2 separate regions of the Mus musculus genome follow, and region 2 is linked to region 1. Evidence: chromatin loops called from intact Hi-C (ENCODE). Cell type or tissue: heart. All regions are shown on one strand. Each heading gives the region's core, and the rest is flanking DNA. Links, peaks and the distances in the headings are about the cores only.

Region 1 (10,258 bases), core at 1,543-9,542:
CCATGCCACGAGAAACTGAGGCATGGCTCCAACACCATGCCAGCTGAGTTAACTAATGGTCCTCCTCTTAAAAGACTCTTGCCTCTGACATGCACTGTGGCTTTTGGTTTGCTCTCTCTTGAAGGGATTTAGCCTTCCCACTCCAACCCCCCATGCCCACCACCACCCCACTCCACCCCACCTTAGAAAACTACTTTTGGCTCTGGGAAATGCCTGTTCCCTGCCTTTCCACCCAGGGCTTTTTCTCAGGTTCTAAGCTTGGATTTAAAAAAAAAAAAAACTTACATTTTTATACCATTTGTAGCTGAGGGCTTTTCCATCCATGCCCCAATTCCCGAATAACTCAGAGTCTCATATTTTATCAATAAATGCCTAGGCTTTTGTTCTCCAGATAGCTCCTAACTTAATTAACCTGTTTAAACTAGTCTGTCTGCCACATGGCTGGTTATCACTCCTTAGTTTCATCTGTCAGACTTACTCAGCATTTGGGTACCAGAGTGGGGGTGGGGTGCAGTGGGGGCATCCCCGGCACTTCTCTCTTGGTTTTCTCTTGAAAGTTAAGCATACGTGGGAGAGCATCGGCAGGAGTAAGACTTGGTCTTAAGGGATATTTAGAGCTGCTGTTTGATAATAAAACATTCACCTGTCTTCAGCCTAAAGGGCTTTGCTTCTGTAGCTGACCTGCCTGTCTGAGTTGCTCCTGAGGTCAGAAGCTGCAGTCTCTGGCTTAACACCTCATAGTAAAACAGAGGGGCGCGGGAGGGGGGGGGGGGTTTAAGAAATGCAGCCTCTGTTCTATCTCTGCAGGAACTCTGTCTCTGCTCTAACTCCCAGCCTACCACTTGAAGTTGCAGGAAGAAAGGGGGACATATTGAAAAGTGGCTTTTGATTGCCATATGCAGGGATCCATCCCATAATCAGCTCCCAAACGCTGACACCATTGCATACACTAGCAAGATTTTGCTGAAAGGACCCAGATATAGCTGTCTCTTGTGAGACTATGCCGGGGCCTAGCAAACACAGAAGTGGATGATCACAGTCAGCTATTGGATGGGTCACACGGCCCCCAATGGAGGAGCTAGAGAAATTACTCAAGGAGCTAAAGGGAACTGCAACCCTGTAGGTAGAACAACATTATGAACTAACCAGTACCCCGGAGCTCTTGACTCTAGCTGCATATGTATCAAAAGATGGCCTAGTCGGCCATCACTGCAAAGAGAGGCCCATTGGACTTGCAAACTGTATATGCCCCAGTACAGGGGAACGCCAGGGCCAAAACGGGGGAGTGGGTGGGTAGTGGATTGGGGGGGTGGGTATGGCGGACTTTTGGGATAGCATTAAAAATGTAAATGAGGAAAATACCTCATAAAAATAAAATTAAATTTAAAAAAAAAAAGAAAAGAAAAGTGGCTTTAGCTTTTATTTCTAAATGCTAATGTTTCTTATGAAAGTCCTCTAAGGAAAAGGGGAAAGGGCCCGTCTCTGCTCTTTGTCCTCAGCACTTATACGTCTTTCAGAATACATGATCACACGGGAAAAAAAAAAAACTCATCACAAGTTGACACATAAATACAAATCATAAATCAAATAAGTTTACAACAGGGAATGTTTACATGCATATCCATTAGGAGTAATTATTTGGCTAAGCATTCATCATCTGTCACCAGCTCTACAGATTCATGGAGAGTTAAAAACCATAATTTTTCTGACAAAGTTATTAGTAAAGTTTTGTATAGATAGACCCAGCCGATATTTTATCTTCTATCCTTGCACCTATAGTAAATTCTTAGTTCACTTTCTATGACCTTTGGTTAATGGTTTTACAACCTCTTGGAATGTGCCCTAAGTTGTAGATGGCTGCTTGCTATCTCAGAAGCAATTAACTCATGACACTAAAGACTGGCAGAGTTCTCATTACAGTTTTGATTATTGTAATAGTCCTATTATAAAAGAGCTTAGATAATTACTAATATAATTTTAGGAATTCTTTTAGGATAATCGTTAAGAATTAAGACATCATCCATTTGTCTATATAGCATCACTACAAAACAGTGCATCTCAGTTGTTCTGCAGAAATCTGCTCAAAGCTGAAATTCTCAGCCTTGCCTAAAGGAGCAAATCTGTCATAGATTTTTAATCCATGGCAGAACCATCTCAGGAAGATCACCTTCTAGTTTTTTAGCTTCTCCTTGACGGCTCCTGGCACTCAGTGGTCATTTCTTCGTGCCTAACTCTTTCCCAGAATTCCTCCCCCCCTCCCTCTTTCATGTCCATTATTGGCCATTAGCTGTTATTGACAGGTGATGCTTCCACACAGTACACAAGAAGAGATTATTCTTATATCATGTGGAGTTTAGTATTATCCTTTCAAGGTCTGAAAAAAATGTGTTAGAATTTTCATGGGTATTGCTTTGGATCTGCAGATTGCTTTTAGTAGAATGGCCACTTTCACTATGTTGATCCTACTCATCCATGAGCATGTGAGCATGTGAGATCTTTCCAACTCCTGGTACCATCTTCAATTTCTTTCTTCCACAGCTTGAAGATTTTATCATACAAGTCTTTCACTTGCTTGGTTAGAGTTACCACAAGATGTTTTATATTATTTGTGGCTATTGTGAAGGATGTTGTTTCCCTGATTTTTTTTCCTGAGCCTGTTTGTTGTTTATATAGAAGAGCTACTGATTTTTGTTGTTGTTGTTGTTGTTGTTGTTGTTGTTAATCTTGTATCCAGCCACTTTACGTGAGATGTTTATCAGCTATAGGAGTTCCTTGGTAGAATTTTTAGGAACACTTATGTATACTATCATATCAACTGCAAATAGTGATATTTTGACTTCTTGCTTCCCAATTTATATCCCCTTGATCTCCTTTAGCTGTCTTATTTATTTGTTTGTTTGTTTGTTTGTTTGTTTGTTTGTTTGTTTGTTTTTACACTCCATATTTTATCCCTGTCCACCCTATATCCCATACCTCCTCCCCACTTCCCTGTCTTCACATCGACGCCCCCACCCTTCCACCCCACCTGAACTCTAAAGTCTCTGAGGCCTCCAGTCTCTTGAAGGTTAGGTGCATCATCTCTGAATGAACACAGACCTGGCAGTCCTCTACTGTATGTGTGTCGGGGGCCTCATATCAGCTGGTGTATGCTATCCGTTTGGTGATCCTGTGTTTGAGAGATCTTGGGGGTTCAGATTAATTGAGACTGCTGGTCCTCCTACAGGGTCACCCTTCTCCTTAACTTCTTTCAGCCTTTTCTTAATTTCAACAACAGGGGTCAGGTGCTTCTGTCCATTGGTTGGGTGCAAATATCTGTATCTGACTCTTTCAGCTGCTTGTTGGGTCTTCTGGAGTGTGGTCATGGTAGGTCCTTTTTGTGAGCACTCCATAGCCTCAGTAATAGTGTCAGGCTCTGGGACCTACCTCCTCCTTTAGCTGTCTTACTGCCCTAACTAGACCATCAATTAATATATTGAATATATATGGAGAGAAGGGACAGCCTTGTTTTGTTCCAGATTTTAGTGGAGTTGGTATGAATCTCTCTCCATTTAATATGTTAGCTATAGGCTTGCTGAAAATTGCTTTTATTATGTTGAGGTATGTCTCCTTTTATCCCTAGTTTCTCCAATATTATTACCATAAAAGGGGTGTTAGATTTTGTCAAAAACTTTTCTGGGATCTCATGAGATGCTCATGGGGGTTTATTTTTCTTTATTTGATGGATTACATTGACTGATTTTCTAATATTGAACCAACCTAGTGTCTCTGGGATGAAGCCTACTTGATCATGATGGATGATCTTTGTGATATATTCTAGGATTCAGTTTGCGAGAATTTTATTGAGTATTTTTGCATATATGTTCATAAGGGAAATGATCAGTAATTCTCTTTCTTTGTTGAGTCTTTGTGTGGTTTGGGAAATGGGGTAATTGAGGTCTCATAAATTTGTTCCTCTTATTTCTGTTTGGTGAAACAAATTGAATAGGAGTATTGGTGTTAGCTCATCTTTAAAAGTCTTATAGAATTCAGTGCTAAAATCATCTGCCCATGCATGGACTTTGTTGTTGTTGTTGTTGTGAAACTTCCAATGACTGCTTCTATTTCCTTAGGGGTTATAGATCTATTTATATTGATGATCTAACTTCGGTCAATGGTATCTATCCACTATTATTCGTTTCTTTTAGATTTTCAATATTTTGGACTATAGATTTTAAACTATGACCTGATGATTCTTAGAGATTTCTGGTGTCTGTTGTTATGCCCCAATTTTTATTTCTGATTTTGTTAATTTAGATATTCTCTCTGTATCTTTTAGTTAGGTTGAATAAGGGTTTGACTTTATTGTGAGATATTTTGTCTTCTCCATCTATAGTGATTAAAAGTTTTGCTGAGCATAGTAGTCTGGGCTGGCAACTGTGGTCTTTTGGAGTCTTCAGAACATCTGTCCGGGCCCTTCTTGTTTTCAGAATCTCCATGAGAACTTGGATGTAATTCTACTAGGTCTTCATATGTCACTTGTTATTTTTTCCCTTGAAGATTGTAACATTCTTTCTTTGTTCTGTGTGTTTAGTGTTTTGATTACTATGTGACAGGGGGACTTTCTTTTCTGCTCCAATCTATTTGGTATTCTGTAAGCTTCTTGTATCCTTATATATGTCTCTTTGTTTGTTTGTTTGTTTGTTTGTTTGGTTGGTTGGTTGGTTGGTTGGTTGGTTGGTTGGTTGGTTGGTTGGTTTTTTGAGGCAGGGTTTTTCTGTATAGCCCTGGATGATCTGGAACTCACTCTGTATACCAGGCTGGCCTTGAACTCAGAAATTCACCTGCCTCTGCCTCCCAAGTGCTGGGATTAAAGGCATGCACCACCACTGCCCAGCTTATAGGTCTCTCTTTCTTTAGGTTTCCATGATTTTGTTGGAAATCTTTTCTGGGTCTTTGAGGTAGAATTCTTCTCCTTCTTCTATTCCTATTATTCTTAGGTTTAGTCTTTCCTGAAAGTTTTATGTCAGGAATTTTTAGTTAACATTTTTTGTCACCAACATATCAATTTCTTCTATCATATCTTCAATACCTGGGATTCTCCCTTCTTCTCTTATATTCTGTTGGTGATGATTGCATCTGTAGTTTCTGTTCACTTACCTAGATTTTTCATTTCTACAAATCCCTGTTTGTATTTTTCTTTTTTAAAAAAAAGATTCATTTATTTATTGTGTATGCAACATTCTGACTACATGTATGTGTGCAGGCTTGAAGAGGGCACCCGATCACATTATAGATGGTTATGAGCCACCACATGGTGACTAGGAATTGAACTCAAGACCTCTGGAAGAGCATGCAGTGCTCTTAACCTCTGAGTCATCTTTCCAGCCCTGTTTGTGTTTTCTTTATTGCTTCTATTTCTATTTTTAGGTCTTGAACAGTTTTATTCATATCCTTTGGTTGTTGGACTTCTCTCCTTGGCTTTCTTGGCTTTCTTTAGGGGATTTATTCATTCCCTTTCTAAGGACCTGTACAGTCTTCATAAAGTTGGTTTTGAGGTATTTTTCTTGAGTTTAAGCTATGTAGAATATTCAGGGCTTGTCTACAGTAGTAGAATATCTGTCCCTCTGGTGGTGATAACATATTGCTTTGGCTGTTGGTTGTATTCTTAAGCTAGCATCTAGGCATCTGGGTTTGGAGTGATTCTAGGTTTAGGTTCAGATTTCTGAGTTTGTCTTGGTTGGATGGGTGTTTTGTTCCTTGGTTTCTGGTTCCTTTCTGGTTTTCTGGCCAGTGTGGCCTGTGGTTGAGCGGGGTGTCTCCACCCAAGATGGGAGCTGGACCCTCTGGTGACAGGGCTAGAATCTGATACAGCAGGGTCAAAATGTGTGTGGATGCTTTGATCTCTAGAGTGCAGACTATCCTGTGAGACACCCATATTATCGGAACTGTGTTTTAGGTTCCTTTCCATTATCACAGTTTGGTTATTTCTTCTCCGTTCTTCCTGGATCCCAGCCCATCCTAGGTCAGACAGGATCACTGACTGCCACATGAGACCCTGAAGGAGCTTTGATTGCTCAGAGTCTGTTTCCTTCTGCCACCGCCAAGCTGCTTCCCTCCCATCTCCATGGAGACAGTAAAAACCCAACTGCTGTTTTACCAAACAAACAGCACAGAATACTGGACAGTGAGACTTGCATCAGAGGTTTCTAGGTGTGTGGTTAATTGAAGTCTGGGGACAGACTCCCATGAGAGTCCCTGATGGTTCCCCAGTTCCACAGCACACAGAAGAATTGGCAGCTCTTGATCTGGCCAGAATCACAGCAGTAAGCTAACACACTGCTCTCAGACCTGAGCCAGGTGTGGATCAAAATGTAGTGAATCTGTTTCCATGGGCTATGAGGTCAAAGGCCAGGGTCCTCAAGACAAGAACTGATTGATTTAATGAAAGTGTTATGGAACACATCGAGAAGGGTGATACGGGCTACCCAAGACTCACACTGCAGCACAGAACAGGAAAGTAAAGTGGGGAGGAAGATCACTACTGAGAAAGCTTTTGCTCTCCCTAAAAGAAGTTAACTCTGGTTGGTGACTTGTGCTTGAACCATAGTGCTAGGGTAGAAACTGCAAAACCAAGAAGAAGTCTGAACCTGAGAACAGACAGGATGTTCTTCATGTTGAAGTCATGATCATGTGAACTGCACTTCCTCTACAAGTGAAAAAGGTATGAAGTTAAATTTTTAAAAAAAAGTCCCAATGCTGTAACCAGTGAGTGATTGACTAGAGGTCAAAGCCTGTCCTGACCCAGTGAAGAGCCTAGGTCCTCCTGTCACATTACCCAATAGCTAAAGAATGGCAGGGCTTTCAGAGAAGCTAATGAGATTCTCTGGAGTGAAGATTGGTAGAAAAGAACACTCAAGAAAGTAATCTGGGGGCTGGGAGAGGTGGCTCCACAGTTTAGAACACTAACTCCTCTTGCAGAGAACTGGGTTTGATTCCCAGAACTCACATGTTAACATCTGTAGCTCCAGTTCCAGGGGCTCTAACACCCTTTTCTGGCCTCCATGGGCACTGCACACAGATGGGATACAGACCTGCCTGTAGGCAAAACTCATAAAATGAAAGAATTTTAAGGAGAAAGGAATATGTAAGATTCAAGAATTTCAGGAGATTGCTACTCACATGAAATATCAAAGATGGGAGGAAAGTAATGATTGGGTTATGGGTTATAATCAAAGGGACTAATTATTAAACTGTTCCAATAGAAATAACTGCAGGCTATGATCTTGCTAAGTCCCCGGTAAAGTATACTTCAACTGGGTGAACTGTAAGATGCCTTTGTTGCTGGACAAAAGGAGAAATACCTTGGTCACTGGAGTGGTTTCTTTGAGGTACAACCCCAGCCAAAACCAAGATGGGGAACAGAAGAAAAGTTAAGCGAGCATTTGAGGGGGGAACAGAGAGAGAACAACACCCTCTGAAAGGGACAAGGTAGGCAGACTGGGAAAATAATGAAGAACTGATGTCCTGTGTTGTGGGGGTTACTAGAGCTTTTATTATTTGGACATGGAAACTGGTCGGCACAGGGTAGCAGGCATCATTGGAGTGACATGCTCCTGCAGCTCAGGCCAAACACAGAAGTTGTTAGCCACATTCTGGTGTAGTTAGTAAAAGGCTGTTGTTGTGTGTGGCCTGAAAATCAGCGTGTGGGTTTAAGGTAGGAAATAGCTGGCTGTATCTATTGCCTGACATTTAGCTTTAGGTCAGCTAACAGGTATCTTTTGTTAATAATTCTTGAACCTTTCAGATAATTACAAGCTGTTCTGTTAGTGGTTTGTAACTGCCGTAGTGACCTGCAACTTGGGATTTCCCATTATAACTCCTGCTGCCCATCTCCTTCTCAGTTCCCTATTCCTGTGCCTTTCCTCAACTCCTCGCCCGTGGAAATCTGCCTCTGAGAGTTCCAGCCCAGTTCCTGACCAAGAGACTCAAATTATTTCAGACAAATGCTTTCTCTGTGATAGTTTCCATTTTATCATTGTAGATTTTTTCAGATATAAAAATTTTATTGAATGAAGATATGGACCTGAAGAATAAAACTACATCCAGTTTCATCCTGCTGGGGCTCTTTCCCAGCTGCAGGTACCCAAACCTCCTTATCTCCTTCATCCTCCTCATCTACACCCTGGCCTCGGCTGGAAACTCCCTCTTGATACTCCTCATCTGGCTGGACCCCCGTCTCCACACACCCATGTACTTCCTGCTCAGTCAGCTGTCTGTCATTGACCTGGCTTATATCTCCTGCACAGTGCCCAAGGCAGCCATCAACTACTTCACCGGGAGGCAGAACATCTCCTTCTTTGCCTGTGCCACTCAGATGTTTTCCTTCCTCACCCTTGGCCTTGCTGAGTGCATCTTACTGACACTAATGGCCTATGACCGTTATGTGGCTGTCTGTAACCCTCTGAGGTATACCATTCTCATGAGCCCCAAGGTCTGTCTGATGATGGCCGCCTCCACCTGGATCGGAGCAGTTGCCGCAGCCCTCGTTCATACCGTATACCCCATGAATTTTCCTATCTGTGGCTCCAGGGAGATCAACCATTACTTCTGTGAGATGCCCGCTATTCTGAGAATGTCTTGTGTGGATACATCTGTCTACGAGATGGTGAAGTTTGTGTCAACTATTATCTTTCTCCTGACCCCATTCACTTTGATCCTGACTTCCTATACCCTCATATTCCTCACTGTCCTCAGGATGAACTCTCCCAAGGGGCGGAATAAAGCCTTGGCCACCTGCTCCTCCCACCTGACTGTCGTGAGCCTCTATTTTGGTCAGGCCATCTTCATCTACATGACGCCCACTTCTTCCCACACACCCGACCAGGACCAGGTAGGTGCTGTGCTGGGCACCATAGTGACCCCCATGCTCAATCCTCTTATCTACAGCCTGAGAAACAAGGAAGTGATAGGGGCCCTGCAGAAGTGCACCGGCAGATGCTGCAGCCGTGATAGAGTCGGCTCCCTCCGGTGCTGCACTCAGAAGTGTCCTATCCTTCATCTTAAAAGCGAATTTAAGTCTAAGGAAATCCAGATTGGAAACAGAGCCTTGTAAGAAAGAAACATGTAAGGCGCATATGAAGAATTTGATGGAATGTTGTTCTCAGTTCTCATCGTGGTATCTTCAGTAAACCCTTAGTGAGTGTTTATTTGTAAAATTACGATGACATCTGTGCAAAGGCGAAGGGTTTCTAATTCATTGAGACACAAGTCCAGAACCTATTTGCTGTTCTATCTTTCCCAAGTTGATCCACACGGCTAATTAGATATCATCCTGTTAGTATCTCCTTTTCACATTTTTACTCTCGCTTAGTCCCTTGAAGCAATCTATGCAATTAAATCCTTCTTTCTTCTGACTGAACGCATCACTGATCACACTGGGCAGGGAGAGACATGAATCACCTTTTCTTATGACATTTCAACCTTTTCCGTGAGCCCTTAGTGCATCTTTTATATTTATCAAAATATAATACATTCCCAGCACAGAAATGATACTCAGTGTGCTTTCTGGGGTACGGTAGATGGAACTGTCACATGATCATGTTGCCTTTAAGAGAAACCATCAGTAATAAAGTTCCATGTTTCAAAACAGAGACTGGGTATTACAGGCCCCTTCTCACACAATCACCTCTTAAAAATAACTGTGGCAAATTAATAGTTGACAGCATTTAAACCACAAATAAAAAAATAGAAAAAAAAACAATTCCTAAAACTTTAGCAATGTGTCAGGCTTGGAAAATGATAGCTAAATTTTAACGTGACCAGTGACCATCCTTAAGCACCGCCCCTCCTTTCCACTCAGACCGTTCCCAGGCTCGTGTCGTGGTTGAGGTGGCTTTATGTCACAAAATGTATGTTAGCAAACCTTCATCTTCGGGAGAAAAGATCACATGGTGACATGGGATTTACTGTGTGGGACTTTAATTCAAATTGTGTTTTTGAAATGAAGGACTCCAAAGTTATGAAGAAGTTAACACTATGAACTAGGAAATTTTCACTTTAGAAGCCCAGGGGCTCCCACGGTTTTACAATCAAGTTACATCATAGTGGCTTCGCACCTCTGCACTCGATTGTGGGGATTTACAAGGACCTTCAAAAGCAGCGAAATCGTCATCATTTCAGATGCTTTCTGTTAGAGTACACCTCTAATTTCCTTTCATAGAAGCCCTCTTGGATGAAACTCTGTTTACTTCTGTCTTCTATACATTTTTCATTTCATTGG
Region 2 (10,258 bases), core at 760-8,759, 140 kb before region 1:
AAGTACCTTTACCCACTGAGCCATCTGACTGGCCCCAATGTTCTTGAAATTACATGAGATTCTCTTACAGGACACGCATCCAGGTCTGTGGTGAACAGGAATGAGAGGAGCTGCAATACAGTGTGTGGAAATACATCCCCGGCACCGCCTAGCTTTCTAAAGAGAGGGGGGCCTAACTGAGATGTACACTTTCTCAGGATCTTTTCCCTCTGGTGGTGTGCCTGCTCCCGTGCAGCCCAGCATCGCCCCCACCCCCAGCTCCACAAGCTTGCTCATGAGTTTAAGTCTTTTTCTAAGTTGCCTCTCTCTCTACCCCTCCTCTCCAACTCTGTCTTGTCTTCTCTGTCCTTGTATTAGTTTGCTGACACCTGTACCCCAACCACCTTCACTCCTCTGGGGCCTTGGTCTGGCTTCCACCTCTTCAGAAAGGCAGTGTGTTCTCCCCAGTGAGCGCCCAAGGCATCTTAGTTCCACCTCTGGGCCACTAGGGGGAGCCACACCCCTGTGCCCAACAGTTTTTCTCTAGTTTTGGGCGTGCTCCTGAGCAGCTTGTATGGGGGGGGCTCTCTCTCTCTCTCTCTCTCTCTCTCTCTCTCTCTCTCTCTCTCTCTCTCTCTCTCTCTCTCCCTCTCTCTCTCTCTCCCTCCCTCCCTCCCTCCCTCCCCCTCCCCTCCCTCTTTCCTTCCCTCGCTTCTGCCTTCTTCTCCCTCTCCTCCTCTCCCCACCAAACTCAGCAAGTCCCTTCCTTCCTGTTTTATTTTTAGGACCTCAGTTTTCGTTTAAACAACTGTACCCCATATTGCTCTCTTAATTTTAAAAATTGTGATAGATGTACATTACAAAGTTTAAAACCTCAAATGTACATTTAATAGTTCAGTATTTGAAATTTAAAAGGCGTACAGTTTAAGATTTAAGCGTACAGTTCAGTGGCACTGAAGGTATTGGTAATGTGTTGGTTTTCTCTAAAACTCTTTCCCTCCAGCCCACTGGAAGCTCTGTGCCCACTGGACAGTGAACTTCTCTCTGCGCCCCATTCTTCCTGTGCTTATGATGATGCTAGCTTACTTTGCACAAGGGGACTCAGGCGACAGCTGTCACTTTGTGCCCAAATTCTTCCACTTAGCTCGGGCCCCCAGCACTCATTCACAAAGTGACCTCCTGGAGACTGTCCTTCCCACCCTGCATCAACTAGTCCAAATAATTAGCCCTTTATTAATCTCTGTAAAACCTATCTGCTTTATAGAAACCAGAAAAAGAAAGTCGTGTCTTTTCCTCTTGTGTAAGAGTGAAAGTGAAATTGGGAGAAACCTTGGAGTATGGCTGAGGATGGTCTCTCTAACAAGCCTCAGCATTCTCTGAGAAACAAGACATGAGACATTACAGAATATATATAATGTAGCTTTTTTTCTTTTAGAAGTAAAATAAAATCAATATCTCTCTCTCTCTCTCTCTCTCTCTCTCTCTCTCTCTCTCTCTCTCTCTCTCTATTTGTCAGGAAAGCAGATCTCCAATGAATACCGTGATAGAAAATACCAGACCAAGGAGCTGTACCCCAAATCTCCCCAGCTTCGTGTGGAGGCGGCTCTCTACCCCAGTTCACCACTCTGATTTGGGGATGGTGTCTGGTCTCTTAGTGTGTAGTGCTTACTAGCTCTGGACTCCATAGCTGGGCCAGAAGCCTGGTATTGTAAGGTTAACATTCACTTTTGCTGGTGAGCAGGCTGAGACCACTATTGCAGCACCTGCAAATTCCAGAATTTTCCTCAGCATTCTTGGCTTTGAAGCTGAGGCAGACCTAGATCCACACTCAATGCTCTACGATCCCCTTCAGAGCCTCTGGTGAGTTATACAAGCCTGTCTGCCTCCATCCTCTGACCTAAAACTGCATCTGTTTGGAGGCTTGCTCCTGTATATTGTGGATGGAGATTCGGATTCCTGCTACAAACAGCTGAGATGCCTATTAATATATTAAAGGAAACTTGGCCTCCAGGTTCTCCCCGCATCCCTCAGTCCCTACTTGTTACTGGGTAGGGTTGGCATAGCCTGCCTTCTACCCTAAACTCACCAGCTGTGGTGTGTGTGGTGCTGGGCTGGGCTGGGCTGCCCTTCCCAATATTTTCATTACCACCCTTTGGTACCTTTGGCCTCCTAGTTGCTGTGCCTGGGTTCCTTCTTTCCTTTATCCATTCCCCTCCCTGTTTCCCCACATGGCCCAGCTCAGCCTGGTAATATTTATTCTGGACTCTCCCAGATATCCTTGCCTCTGATTATGTCTCCCTTTTACCTACAGTAAACTTTCGTTTCCACCGTACCTTGGAGCAGTCATGTTCTTTCCTTTCCTTTTTAATTCGTTTTTTTTTTTTTTTTTCATTCAGATTCTAAACTATACGACGCTGCTCCTCCAGACCTGGCGCCACAGTCAGATAACCCACTGGGGAGAGGAAAAGGAAGCACAGATCTTTGGGGAACGCATTCAATTGTCTGCAGGGTCTAATTGTTCTGAAGTTCTCTCCTCTATTGTGAATTCAACATGGGATATTCAAAAGTGAGACTTTCTAATTAGGCACCAAGTGGCTCACGAAGACAATAGCAAGTCACCTGTGATTCCATGATGTGGCTGTCTGGAAAGGGGTAACTGTTGATCCCCCACACTGGACATCTTTCCTCGATGGCTCTTTGTTTTAATTTAACAGTGGTTTGATTCATTTGCTTGATTTCAGAGAATGGTTCTAAATCAATAGCAGCCCTGGCACCCAAATCTTCCCTTGGAATACTAAGAAGCACTAATAAGATTCTGGTGTTATCGATTGCTCTCCGGGGAAGATGCTGCCAGACAGTGCTCACACCAGCGCGTCCACACTACAGATACAGACCCACGATGCAGAGTCAGTCCTCACTGCATTCCTTATAGACAAAGCAAGGAAGTGATGCCTGAAGATAATTCTCCCAACGGCCACAGTTTCTGGCTCTAGGTTTCTCAGGCAGAGTCCGAATAAGAACGGTGTTGGTATGGCTTCTGAGGCAGGTGCAGGTGGGCTTTGAGGAGAGAATCTGATTTTTAGAAAAACCTCCTCCTCTGTCCTCACTCTGGCAAAGCTGCACTGAGATTTGGTCATCAGTCTGCATCTAATTAGTACAGATAAGTAAACAAACAAACAAACAAACAAACAAAGTTCTTCTTGTCTATGAGATCATAGAATAACATTCTGGAAGATGCATGGCTGTCTCTCCCGCCTGTCAGAATCATTATTGCTTGTATGGTGCCTAAGTATAGCACACTTCTGAACAACCAAAAGCCTTAGGACCGCCTTCCCTTTACACTTAAATGTATGTATCTAAAGTCTCAAGCTGCCAATGACATTCATGAATGTGTGTATAGCTCTGAGTGGTGACATGCAACTTTAATCCCAATAACTGCGAGTCAGAAGCAGGCAGATCTCTGGTTTTGAGGCCAACCTGGTCTACACAGGAAGTTCCCAGTCACTCTGGGATACATATTTAGACCGTCAAAAATGCATTTAAAATGTGCAGTAAGCTAACATATTAACTCTTGTAAACCCATTTAATTCAGTTCCTCTTTCCATTCCTTTTTTTTGGAGGGGGTGGGGTGGGGTGGGTGGGACGAGACTCTGTGTAACAGTCCTTGTTGTCCTGTCCTGGAACTCACTTTGTACACCAGACTAGACTCAAATTCACCAAAATCTGTCTACCTCTGCCTCCCTAGTGCTGGGGTTAAAGACTTGTGCCACCTCCCCTGCTATCTCCTCCTCCACCACCACCACCAGGCTTCAATACCTCTCTCTAAGCAATCTGTTTATCTCGCTTTTTCTGCATCTTCTTCCTTTCATTTTCATGTAGTTCTAAAGCCTCAGACCATTCTCCCTTTACCATAAACGAATGATCTAGAAGCTTCCAGAGCACAGACTTAAGAAGTGAAATACAGCATCAGGAGAGACGCTGTGCCCCTCCCTTAATGCACGACACTGAGCTACAGCGATGTCTTCAACTCTCCGCGCTTCCTGACTAGATCAGACGCGACTCTCCCACCTCCTGCATTTAGAGAGGGGAGGAAAAGTCACGTTTACAGATATGGCCTCCATAGTCTGGATGGAGCTATGTAGGGAGTTTGCATGTCTATGAGTGAGTTAGCTTTTCAGCATTGTGATTAAAATGCCTGAGGTTATTAACTTATTAAGGAAATGTTTATTTTGGCTCATGGTTTCAAAGGCCATGGCCATTGGTACTGTTGCTTTGAATATTTGATGGAAAAACAGATTAGAGGAACCGCAGGGCAATAGAACAGTAATTACACATTATTACATCAAGGTTTGATATTAAGTTACTAATAATGTCATGAGAACGTGTTGCAACCACTCTTCAATGTACATCTTTCTTTCGCTTGACCTTAAGATGTGGGGACCAGGATGACTTAATTCTCTGACTAACAGCTTATGGTGGTTTTTTTTCCATTGTGAATTAAACCTGCCCTCTTTCTCTCTCTGTCTCTCTCTGTGTGTATGTGTTTCTGTGCATATACATGTGCTGTGGTAGCCAGGTGGACTCCTTGTGGGAGTTAGTTCTCTCCTTCAATTCCATGGGACACAGGGATTGAATTCAGGTCATTAGTAAGTCCCTGCTAAGCCATCTAACCAGACTTCAGGGCTCCCCATGTCCACTCAAAACCATCCACTTCCTTCTAAGAGGAGATATGTAACCATCCAATCTCTCCTTCTTGCCCCAGGAAAGAGAAGGCCTGTGACAACCTGTCTGTCAGCATCTTGACACCCTTTCTCCCTGTCACCCCTCTGGGAGTCCTGATGTCTGAGCGCTCTACCTACACGACCAAGCTCTAGGTCCCTTTGTCTGGCTCTGGTTCAGGGCTGGACTGTGACTTTGTAAACCCCAGGACCCTCCTGTTTCGGCTTCTCCAGCTTCTGTTGACCCGAATGCAGCTCTATTGGCCTGTCTCTGCAGCTGACAGGAGTACATGACCTGCTTCGCAGGCTTCATTACATCCCTCTCTGCCAGGATGCAGATCTTAGGCCTGGATGGCGTCAGACACGAGAAGCTCCCCCCACAGTGTGAACAACTACACACTCCTTAACTGCATCTAGACCAGTCATAATAATACCCACAATGCCATGGCAGTAAACAATTACAAGATTTAAGCATGTTAGGGTTTTCCTTTAAAAAAACAAACAAACAAACAAACAAAAAAAAAACCCTAGGGTAAATGTTAACTGTGAAAGTGGTCACAAAAGGACCAAGATGGGTGTTATATTATAATCCAACTGACAATCTCATATGTGGAACACAGGTGCTTGGCTTTGGAGCACAGAACTATGGGTATTTCAAAGGTTGTAGATTTGCCTGCATTTTACTTCCTCCTCTGAATTTTATGAAGGCTGTACTCACAGATCAAACGATTTTGAAGGCGGCGCACACCACCACACTAATCAATAAACAAGGCAGCCTATATCACCACGGGTTGCTGATGTACCTAACGTCTGAAAGAGCCACAGGCATTCATACGTGTCAAACACATTCTCATTGGTTGAATGAATGAATGAATGAATGAATGAATGAATGAATGAATGAATGGTTTTAAATCTTCAGAAGTAGTCGGGGATGGGGGCATGTACCTGTCATCTCATCTCTAGGGAGGTAGGGACAGAAAGAGAAAGAGTTCAGGGTCAGCCTGAGAAGTTGTCTCAATAGAACCTCTTAATACTTTCTTTTAAATTAAAATGTATGCATTCATTTTTAACTAGAAATATTAATAAACTAGCTCTTCTCAATATACAGTTCTTCATCCAGTCAGTTTTTATTTCAAGTCCTGCTATATTACAGATGATACAGATGAGTCTGAGATCATCCCTTGGGGCTGGAGAGATGGCTCAGTGGTTAAGGGCACTGACTGCTCTTCCAGAGGTCCTGAGTTCAAATCCCTGCAACCACATGGTGGCTCACAACCATCTGTAATGGGATCTGATGCTCTCTTCTGGTGTGTCTGAAGACAGTGACAGTGTACCCATATACATGAAATAATTAATTAATTGAAAAGCAAGGTCATCCCTTTTCCAGTTCCCCTTCCAAAGCATCCATGAGTATCACCCCCAGGCCAGGTCTTCCTGCTGCATTATTTAGCATTCGTAGGCATGATGATTTCGGGCACAGAGCTGTCTAACTGATGAGCTAATTCCTTTGTAGTTGTATAACTATTTAACCTTATTGGCAATTATAGTGGGACAGTGAGATGCCACTCAACCGAATGCAAAAGTTACACTGCCTTCAGAAGTTCATCCCAATCCTATGGCCACTGGGCTTAAATGAAACACCTTTTTGATTGACAGAAGTCTTAGGCCAAAATTAGTGGGATCTACCCTAATTTCAAAATTTGAAAAAGTTGATTCCAAAGAGAATGAAACCGTGGCATCTCTCCCTCGAGCTTTGTCATTGAGGGCTCCTGGGCAGAGCTGGGTCTTAGCAGGAGATTCTTATTGTTTACCCTCTTGATTGGGAAATTATGCAAGACTGTCTTGGGAGCAAGGGTCTCAGAAGGGCCGTGTCTCCAGGAAACCCAGGTCTATTGAAAGGAGAAGTCTGGTTCCCTCAGCATCCAAGAGCAGCAGGAGATGGCAGATCCCAGACCTCACCATAGAAACCCAGCACTCATCCCAGGAAGGGGAAGCTTGGCCCTCAGGCCTCTGGGCTCTGCTCAGAGGGGAAGGTATGCGGGAGCAGCGTGGGCATGGAGGTGAAACTGCCTTCTGGAGATAACATGGTATGTGTCTGTTCAGTGCACACACTACTAATATTGGGGGCGCTGGTGTTGAATGTTAGATTTTAAAGTTACGCTGACTCCAGTGTGTTACTCCTCATGACAGTGGCAGTTCCAGCCCAGACACATGTTCTGTTTATATGAAAGAACAGATCATTGTGCCTCAACTAACCAGAAAATTAAACCATAATAGCAGAAAAGTAACTCCAACAGAGGACTTGGGAAGTCGAGAGGCCGCTTATTTTACGATATGTAGGGCTGCAAGGGCCAGTAACATTCTTGATTGTGTTGACTTTGTATAAAAGGGAGCCACACCTAATTAAGCTGAGGTTACACTATTGACCCAGGGCTTCAGAACACAGCATTTTGGAAAGCAGAAGCGTTTCTCTAGCTCAGTGTAAATCAAGTCCATTTGAAACCAGTCACCTTTCAAGAGACCTGTGTTTTAGTAGGTGATGAGCAGATTGTATCTGAAGCATGTGTGTATTGTGGAGGGACTTCAATAAATGGGAACCCAAGCTGACTTTCCAGCAACCTCAGTGTATCTTAGTGCGATGTCACTGTGGCCTCATTAGCCTGCAGACCATCCCTCCTTAACTCTAAATTATTCTTTTAAAATGTGTTTATTGTCCATTATAGTGAGCCCATTAGTGACACACTTACTAGAAAGCAAGAGGAAGCTAAGGTAGGAAAGGATCATTTGTTTAGAGACGACGTAGTTGATTCACCAAGAGAATTTGTAAGTATAGATACGATTCAACAGTCCTTCAGTCACATCCCCTGCTTGAGAACACTGCCATCCATGTGGACTGAAGGTCAAGGTCGTGGTTCATACACATGCAACACCAGGGAGAACACTCCTGACAATAGATTTAAAGATAGTAAAAAAAAAAAAAAAGCCGGGCCACCTGAATGTGGTGTTTCCAGTGAGTGACCCAAACATGTAAGGAGAAAACAGAACCAACTAAGCATACATCATACATCAGAGATGAAGAACCAATGTGGCAAATTAACAGAAGAGCCTGTGCCCAGGGGTGACTAAGCTGACTGGCGACCATGACCTCCTCTTGCTCTCGGTATGATCTGCCTGTGGTTTAAATTTTTAGCTCAGTTACCTTTTGGGGTACTGTGGATTAGACATGAGAAGTGCAAAAGACAACATTGCAAAGATGTAGGAGAGATGGGGGGCGGTGGCACTTTCTTCACAGGACAAGCCTTGTAGAACAGAGAGTAGACAGGAATTAGGAATCTTTGCATCTAGAGTTAGCTGATATAACAACAAAAGAAAATCTAGTACCGAGTCTGAGATACACAACACCACAAATCCTGTCCTGAATAAGAAGGCAGAGGGAGGTGAGGCATCTTCAGTGAGGTGGAAGACAATGGGCACTGAGGGAGACATGCGTGCTGCTAAAGGTACTGAGGAGAGTCAGTTTAAGAGGAGGTTCAGATACTGATGCTGATGAGACTAGTGTGTGTTCCAAACACAGCAATTGTCACCCCAAACCCCATGGTTAGCCTTGTTCTGGAACCTGAGAGTCAAGAGCCAAGACTGGATTGAGAGTCAAGAGGAAGGGAGCTCTGGCTTCTATCCCTAGACCACGTCTAGGTAAATCATTAAAGGTTGCAAGCAGCAGAAGGATGAGCGGACTGGGAGGCGCTCAGACCTATGGCTACGCAGATGCAGATGCAGATGCAGAGGCAGAGGCAGAGGCAGAGGCAGAGGCAGAGGCAGAGGCAGAGGCAGAGGCAGAGGCAGAGGCAGAGGCAGAGGCAGAGGCAGAGGCAGAGGCAGAGGCAGAGGCAGATGCAGATGCAGATGCAGAGGCTGGTCTGGAGTGTGCGGGTATGAATACTGAGTGACCAGTGGGTCAGACAGAGGGGGAGGTCAGTGAGCTGTGAGGCGGTAATGACAGAAGAAGAGGATTGGCAATGAGGGCAGTTTGGGGGAGGTCAGGAGGGACATGGAGGGTCCTTGAGGAGCAGAGGTGACAGAAAAGCCCTGACTGCTGTGGATAAGGGAATAGGCCCAGCTGGAGAAAGCCACACCCTCCAGGAAGGCATTTGGGAAAATGAGGTAACATAGGCAGTGTTTGGAAAACATTAGCTTCAAGAGCCTTCTTTGCCACTTTGAAAAGGGAAACAAACAGCGGCTTTTTGGTTGACAAGAAGACATGCAGCAGAGAGGTGGCCACCGCTGAGTCCATGGAGGACAGTGGGAGAGCTGCCTGACCTTTCAGAAGCTAAGAGGCGACAGGCAAGCTGCTTCCTCAGGAGGGTAGGGGTGACCTGAGTGAGAGTGGGAGGATGCAGTGTTCACAGACATCCCACTGCGGGGCTTCCACTGGGGAGAGAGAAAGACAAGGGCCTTAGATATGGGAGAACAGATTAGAACAGAATGAAATATCCCTGGGGACACTGCAGAAGTGAGCAGGTGAGGGGTTTCTGTCTGTGAATTCTAAAGATGTATTTTATGTTAATTCTCTCTCTCTCTCTCTCTCTCTCTCTCTCTCTCTCTCTCTCTCTCTCTGTATGTGTGTGTCTGTCTGTCTCTTTCTTTCTGTGTGTCTCTGTCTCTCTGTCTCTCTCTCTCTCCCTCTCTCTCTCTCTCTCTCTCTCTCTGTGTGTGTGTGTGTGTGTGTGTGTGTGTGTGTGTGTGTAGAGGTGACTGCAGAGGCCAAAAGAAGACACTGGATCCCCTGGAGCAGGAGTTATAGGCAGTTGTGAGCTGTTTGACTTGGTGCTGGGACCTAAACTCCAGTCTTCTGCGTGGGCATTATACACTCTTAGCTGCCAAGCCATCTCCCCAGTCCCTCCTGTTTCTTAAGGTGACAACACTTTTTGTTGGTTCCCATCACATTAGCACTTTTGCTGGATCCCACTCTGTTAGAGGCACAGAGCTCAGGTACGGCAGGTGGGTGTGGACTTTTTGCTGTGTTTGACAAAGAATTAAATAAAAGTGCAAGGTGTCTGTCATGTTGGATATTGATGGAGAAGGGTCAGAGTGGGGAGTGTGTTACCTAATGGGTAAGAAGGGCCTTTGTGAGAGTGAGAAATAAATTAACTGATCACTAAGCTACACGCACACACATACACTCACACATGCTCATACATACATACACTCACATGTGCTCACACACACACTCATACATATACACACATACATACAAACATCATGCTCACCACATGCTCACACATATATACACACACATGTACATACACACACATGCTCACACATATACATATATGTACATGTTCACACATAAGCACATGCATACATACTCATACACACATACACACATAGTAGACTGTCAGTAATACGTTATTTAGGGAAAAATGAACAGAAGTCCCCAGGACCCCAGAGAGTTCATTCTCTCTCCCTTTTCTTCTACGTGGTTTTAATCAAGTTTTGCTAGGTTTGTCAGTTTCTGAGATTTTTTTCCCAATGTTCTTGATGTCAAGCACAAATATGTACAC

The links. A loop is a pair of places that touch in the nucleus more often than their neighbours do. Peaks named below come from ENCODE experiments on the same cell type or tissue, not always from the same donor. Only the 100,000 strongest peaks of a DNase experiment are listed, where the experiment ranks them.
Region 2: it touches region 1 in a loop (2.0-fold over the local background); 3 of 42 quality-filtered maps call a loop at or near these places.

The regions. Positions count from the first base shown.
Region 1 is chr11:58,488,552-58,498,809 of GRCm38, reverse strand. Olfr332 (olfactory receptor 332) reads left to right here and starts at 6,311. Exons shown (of 2, transcript NM_001011770.2): 1 at 6,311-6,700; 2 at 7,881-9,091. The coding sequence starts at 8,057. The coding sequence ends at 9,091. In heart, for the core only: no CTCF peak of the experiment used is centred there; no DNase peak of the experiment used is centred there.
Region 2 is chr11:58,627,001-58,637,258 of GRCm38, reverse strand. No RefSeq gene overlaps it. Among named protein-coding and RNA genes, the nearest start is that of Olfr323, 6.1 kb to the right of the region's middle. In heart, for the core only: no CTCF peak of the experiment used is centred there; no DNase peak of the experiment used is centred there; H3K27me3 peaks cover 1,146 bases.